Regions from separate parts of the Homo sapiens genome. Here region 1 is linked to region 2. The links are chromatin loops, found by intact Hi-C in ENCODE. Cell type or tissue: IMR-90. All regions are shown on one strand. Links, peaks and the distances in the headings refer to the core of each region. The heading gives the core; the rest is flanking DNA. Region 1 has its middle 45 kb from the start of ANKRD55. Region 2 has its middle 72 kb from the start of LINC01948.

The links. A loop is a pair of places that touch in the nucleus more often than their neighbours do. Peaks named below come from ENCODE experiments on the same cell type or tissue, not always from the same donor. Only the 100,000 strongest peaks of a DNase experiment are listed, where the experiment ranks them.
Region 1: it touches region 2 in a loop (7-fold over the local background); 10 of 110 quality-filtered maps call a loop at or near these places.

What each region holds. Positions count from the first base shown.
Region 1 is chr5:56,277,223-56,280,137 of GRCh38, reverse strand. No RefSeq gene overlaps it. Among named protein-coding and RNA genes, the nearest start is that of ANKRD55, 45 kb to the right of the region's middle. RefSeq lists an enhancer at 61-664. In IMR-90, for the core only: no CTCF peak of the experiment used is centred there; a DNase peak (open chromatin) is centred at 1,547; H3K27ac peaks cover 2,500 bases.
Region 2 is chr5:56,408,077-56,410,991 of GRCh38, reverse strand. No RefSeq gene overlaps it. Among named protein-coding and RNA genes, the nearest start is that of LINC01948, 72 kb to the left of the region's middle. In IMR-90, for the core only: no CTCF peak of the experiment used is centred there; a DNase peak (open chromatin) is centred at 1,401; H3K27ac peaks cover 1,110 bases.

The sequences.
Region 1 (2,915 bases), core at 242-2,741, 130 kb after region 2:
CCACAGTGACACTGGTCAGTGGCAAACTGCCTTTGTTCTGTGATGAGAAGCATGAGCACACAACTTGCGAGTTGTCTATCCAGGACTCTGGTCCTATATGGGCATCAAACTCATGCCCTTGGCCTTGTTTATGTCCTGTTCCAGCTAGCTAGGCTGGCTTGCACAGAAGGAAGGAGTGAAGGTAGAGGGAGAAAGGGAGAGAAGGGGTGGGGGGGGGAAACTTGTGCTGGTTTCATACAAATCTTCTCCAGTTTAATCATACCTGTGATGTAGACAGAATTAGTCCCATTTTATAGATCCAGAGAAATTCAGTCAGTTGCCAGATTTGCAGGGGTTAGAAAAGCTAGAATTTGAACTCTCCTATTCTGAGTGGGAGCCTGTCATTCTTTGTGCCACATCAAGCCACTGATGGAAGTGAGCAGGCAGTTGACTGAAATTGATTGCCATTCTGCCAGCCTCCAAGCCTTAGGAAATGGCCTGCCTCAGATAGAATGGAAGTTGCAGTGGGCATCAGACAGCACTTTCCTCTTTCCCCTCGGCCTCTGGCGTCAGGCTGCCCCAGAGGGAGATCTGTTGTGTTTTCAGCAGCTCTGGAAGAGACATTTCTCCTGGAGTGGTGGACACAGCAGTGTCCTGTTATTCCCCTGCAAGTCCCACTGGGGTGTGGCAGCCATAGCAGGAATTGCTTACTTCCCTTAGCAGCCCCGATCATCGCATGTGCTCACATTAGCTCAGGAAACTCTGCCATATGGGCTTCTTACGTCTCCTGCCTTCCACAGCTTCAGGCACCTCTTCAAATGCTTTTTAATTCAGCTGGCGTTGTGGCTCACAACTGTAATCCCAGCACTTTGGGAGGCTGAGGTGGGCAGATTGCTTGAGCCCAGGAATTTGAGACTAGCCTGGGCAACATGGTGAAACCCTGTCTCTAGAAAAAATACAAAAATTAGCTGGGCATGGTGGTGCACGCCTGTGGTCCAAGCTACTCAGGAGGCTGAGGTGGGAGGATCACCTGAGCCCAGGAGGTTGAGCCATGATGGTGCCACTGCACTCCAGCCTGAGCAACAGAGTGAGACCCCATTTCAAAAATAAATAAAGTAAATAAATTCAGACTGTCATGAGCCATTCATTCCCAAAGATTCCATTTGTGCTTAAGCCCAATATTTTACAGACAGGATGAACAAGACTCAGAGAAGCAAAGAGACCTCCTGAAGGTCACATGGCAAGTGAATGACAGAACTAGGGCCAGAATCAAGGTCCCTGACTATTCTTCAGTCACTCAGCAGACATTCATTGAGTGACTAGAATCTGCTAGGCACCACTCCGGGTGTTAGGTGTCCATTGCTGTCCTTAGAAGCAAGCTGCGCTGCTCTGCTGGGGCTTCCCTTCTCCCCTTTCCTGGATGCTTTTCATTCCCAGCCCCAGAGTCTAACCCCGAGACCTCCAGGGCCACTCACCACAGCATTCCTGAAGACTTAGAAGAGGTGCTTTTGTGTGCAGCCCTTTCCTCCAAGACCCTGGAATGCACGTTCGCAGGACTTGCTGATTTATAGCCATGTTGCCTTTCAAAGAATTCCCTGGCCTGCGTTAAGTCAACAGATTTGAGAAAAGGCTGGTTAAAAGTTCTGTCACGGGAGCCAGTTGTTCCTTGTGTTCGCAGGATGCTTTCTTTAACCCTGGGTCCTGCTCAGGCCAGTAACAGCACACCCTGGGCCTACAACTGCTCAGGATCTGTGTGTAAGACATGGAAACTCTGTCATATAAATGTATTTAGTGCTCCTCCCTCGAATAGCCCTAAGCCCTGTCATATAAATGTATTTACTGCCCTTCCCTCGAATAGCCCTAAGCCTCTATTCTCTCATTTATCATTCTTTGTTTTTTACTGCCTTAATGGTTTTTGTGATCATATTAGCCTATTTTCTATTTTTATCCTCTTGTCATTCTGCCCATCAACTGAGAGCAGTGGCCATATCCTGTTTGTACATGCCGACCTTTCTGAAAACAATTCATTCATTCATTCATTCATTCATCCACCCACCCATCCATTCAACAATCCTGGCCCTGTCCTGGGAACTGAGGATGCAGCAATAGAGAAATAAAGATGGCTGCTGCCTGCCAGGTGCACTGCCCAGATCCTTGTTCAGGGTCACTCTGCTCATTCCCCAGCTGCCAGGATTGTTACTGGCTGATGACCCACATTGAGTCCTCCCTATGAATTGCCCTTGGCCAAAGGGAGCTGTGTCCCCTTCCTGGGGACACTCTGCATCCAATGACTGGCTGATTTGGGGCCCGCCCCCTTTGTCTCAATTCAGGACATCCCTGAAGCACTTCCCCAGCTTCAGGGCTCCCCTGGGAATCAGTGGAGACCTCTGTTGCAACTGAATCACAGTTCAAGTCTTCTCTGTGCCCAATCTTGCTTCCTTCACACCCTGTGGCTGCTGTGCCTGAGAGCACCCACCGCCATAACCCTCCTTGCACACAAATCTCCAGCTCAGAGTTTTGTTCCCAGGGAAGTCATCCTATGACACCTGCTATCATGAAGCTTATATACTAGGAGTGATAGAAAATAAACACAAATAGTAACACAGTTATGTGAAAAATTACATTGCTGTGGGAAGAAATAGAGTGGGGTCAGGGGATCAGGAATACAGATTGGGAAGATGATTAATTTTTCATATTCAATAGAATGATTGGACTGGCATCTCTGAGAATGTGACACTTGAGCAAAGACTTGAAATTAGCAAACTGAATGTCCAAAAGCTTCTGAATCCAAAATTGAGCCTGGATCAGTCAGGATTTCCCAGAGAAACAGCACCAATAGGATGTGAATGTGTGTATGTGTGTGTGTGTGTACATATATGTGAATATGTACATGCATACACACTCAGATCTGTTTCAAGGAATTGGCTCATGGGATT
Region 2 (2,915 bases), core at 186-2,685:
GATCCAAACATGGAGAAATAGTGGCAACAAGATTGCCAGACACAGTATGTGGAGTCGGGCAGGCAATGGCATGCCCTTGTTATGCTGGTGTCCTCTATAGCACTCATATTCTGTCATGTATGGTTGGGAAACTTCACGTGTGCACAAACCATTTCCTAACCCAAGTTTCAGGATCCTTGAAGTCAAGGCCAGGTTCCAGGCCTCCTCACATTTCCCACCATGCTCAGCAAGCTGGGAGGCGAGCGGGCACCCACCTGCAAGCCAGGTTCAGTTCTGCCTCTGGCCAAGCACCGACTGCCCATCTCCCCAAGTCCCTCTGTAGTCATGAGACGGGGGCTAAAAGGAGGATATAATTAAAGGGTCAGGAAGTAAGGAGAGAGTGTGGTGTAAACTGAGGAAGCAAACAGGTCAGGACAGTAGGTCTGAGGGGAAAAGTCACCTGGGCCATTATACTATAACAAAATGAAAATCTAGATGCTTTATTGTTCTCAGTAGTTTAAAAAAATATGTTTTGGGAACAACTATTTTTATAGAGATGAGAGGGGAAACATACACTAGAAAAATCTTTCTCATAGGAATGAGTTTGTTTGTCCTTTTTAAACAAACAAGCCAACATGAGTTAGTAATATAATCTTGCAGTTAAAAACCAACAAATCTCCACCAAAAAAAAAAAAAACAGCAATATGATATATTTCTGTCCATCGTTTTAGCCCTCTTGGGTGACAGAGGAACCAGCTACCCAGAGAAGAAGACTTGGGGGAGTGGGTAAGGGTCTCCCCTCATCCCAAGGACAGCATCACAAGGGGTTCAGGGTGAAGGGAAACAGGAAGTGGAGGCATTTTCTGTCTTTTCAAACTGGGCACTTCTCATCTGGTCCAGCTCTTTGGCAAAGAGAAGGACACCAACCGGGACCTCGCAGTCCCTCGACTCAGCACAAAGCTTCCTTAGATTAGTGCCCAAACTAATTTTTATGACATGTCATTCCAGTAAGGGCACGGCTGCATTTCACAGATGGGCTTCCCCCAGATAGCGACTGTTGATTGGCTGAGTTGGGATCTGGCTGGATTAGGGAAATTTAAGCTGACAGCTGGTCTTTTTGCATGAGAGCATAAAGCCCTTGTTGTTGGAGGAAGCAATGGGAGCTGGTCAGATCTCATGGCCAAGTAGGAGGGCTTACTCTTAGCAGAGGCCAACACTTCCCAAGCTAAGATGACTTAAAAACGACGATTGTGCAAGTACAGTTACACTGTACCAGCCCAAATGATCTCAGGTCCTGACCAAAAGACCAGAGCAGATAAGAAAACAGCCCAGTAGAACATATGGGAAAAGAGAAAAAAACTTAAAGAAGCCCACGTCTAGGTAGAAATCCCAGAAGTCCTAATCACCAAGGAACTTGGCTTCCCTAGAGTAATGAGTCACCTCTGAGTCTCCTCTGGAAGATTAGTTCACGTTATCAGTGAGTCCTGAGAACAGGGATTTAAAATGTTTATTTGCCCAAGGAAAGACCTGCATGTATTTAGAAATACAACTACTAATAAAAGTATGTGTGTGTGTGTGTATGTGCACTCACATGCAAGCGTGATCTCATGCCAGTCACTGTGCCAAGAGAGAGCTTAATGTGCATTAACGCGTCCAATCCCGCAACTGCCCTATGAGAAGGGTGCCATTATTTTCTTCTTTTTATGGAGGAGGAAACTGAGGCTTAAAGAGATTAGGTAACGTCTGGGCTACTCTGGGAGCCTAACCAGTATTAATAACAATGGTTTCCAAATTATAGATCACAACCCATTAAAGATCATAAAATCCATGTAGTGGGTCGCAAATAGGCTTTAACAGAAAAGAAAAAAAAATCAGCGTGCTCTATGTAAAGTAAGAGAAAAATTGATTCATGGAGCCGGCGCAGTGGCTCACGCCTGTAATCCCAGCACTTTGGGAGGCCGAGGCGGGCGGATCACGAGATCGAGACCATCCTGGCTAACACGGTGAAACCCTGTCTCTACTAAAAATACAAAAAATTAGCTGGGCGTGGTGGTGGGCGCCTGTAGTCCCAGCTACTCAGGAGGCTGAGGCAGGAGAATGGCGTGAACCCGGGCGGCAAAGCTTGCAGTGAGCTGAGATCTCACCACTGCGCTCCAGCCTGGGCAACAGAGCCAGACTCCGTCTCAAAAAAAAAAAAAAGAAAGAAAAGAAAAAGAGAAACTGATTCATTATCCTTTCCATTCAGTGATATAGGTGCTATATGCTGTGGGTTACAATATCAAATATAGTAGCCTGACATCTAACACTGTAGATTAGTTTTGCCTGTTTTTGAACTTTGTATAAATGAAATGATGTAACATGTATTCCTTTGTGTCTGGTTTCTTTTATTCAACATTTTATTTGAGAGAACCATCAATATTATTGTTTTAGTTTGTTCATTCTTGTTATTGTGTTATATATGTATACAATACACATATTGTATATTGTGTGACTACACATAACTTTTTTAACCAGTCTCCTGTCAATGATATTTGGGTTGTTTCTACTTTTTTACTATGATAAACAACACCATGAACATTTGGGTATGTGTCTTTTGGCAAACATACGTACACATCCCTATTGGATATGTACCTGGGAGTAAAATCTCAGGGCCATGGGGTATATGGGAGTTCAGTATTAGTAGACATTGCTAAATAGCTTTTTTTCAAAGTAGCTATAACAACAGTTTAAGTGTACCAGTAATTTAAACGTTTTTCTTTCTGTGACAATTTCTCTGGGAAAATGCTTTCTGCAAGGTGCAAGTACAGAAGTGTTTATGAACACATCTGCTCCGTCATCCTCTTTTCCTTCCTAGTCCCACCCTCCATTCATCTATAACATTGACTGACTGAGGAGGTGGGGGCTTGGATTGCTTTGTCTGACATAACTTCAGAGCA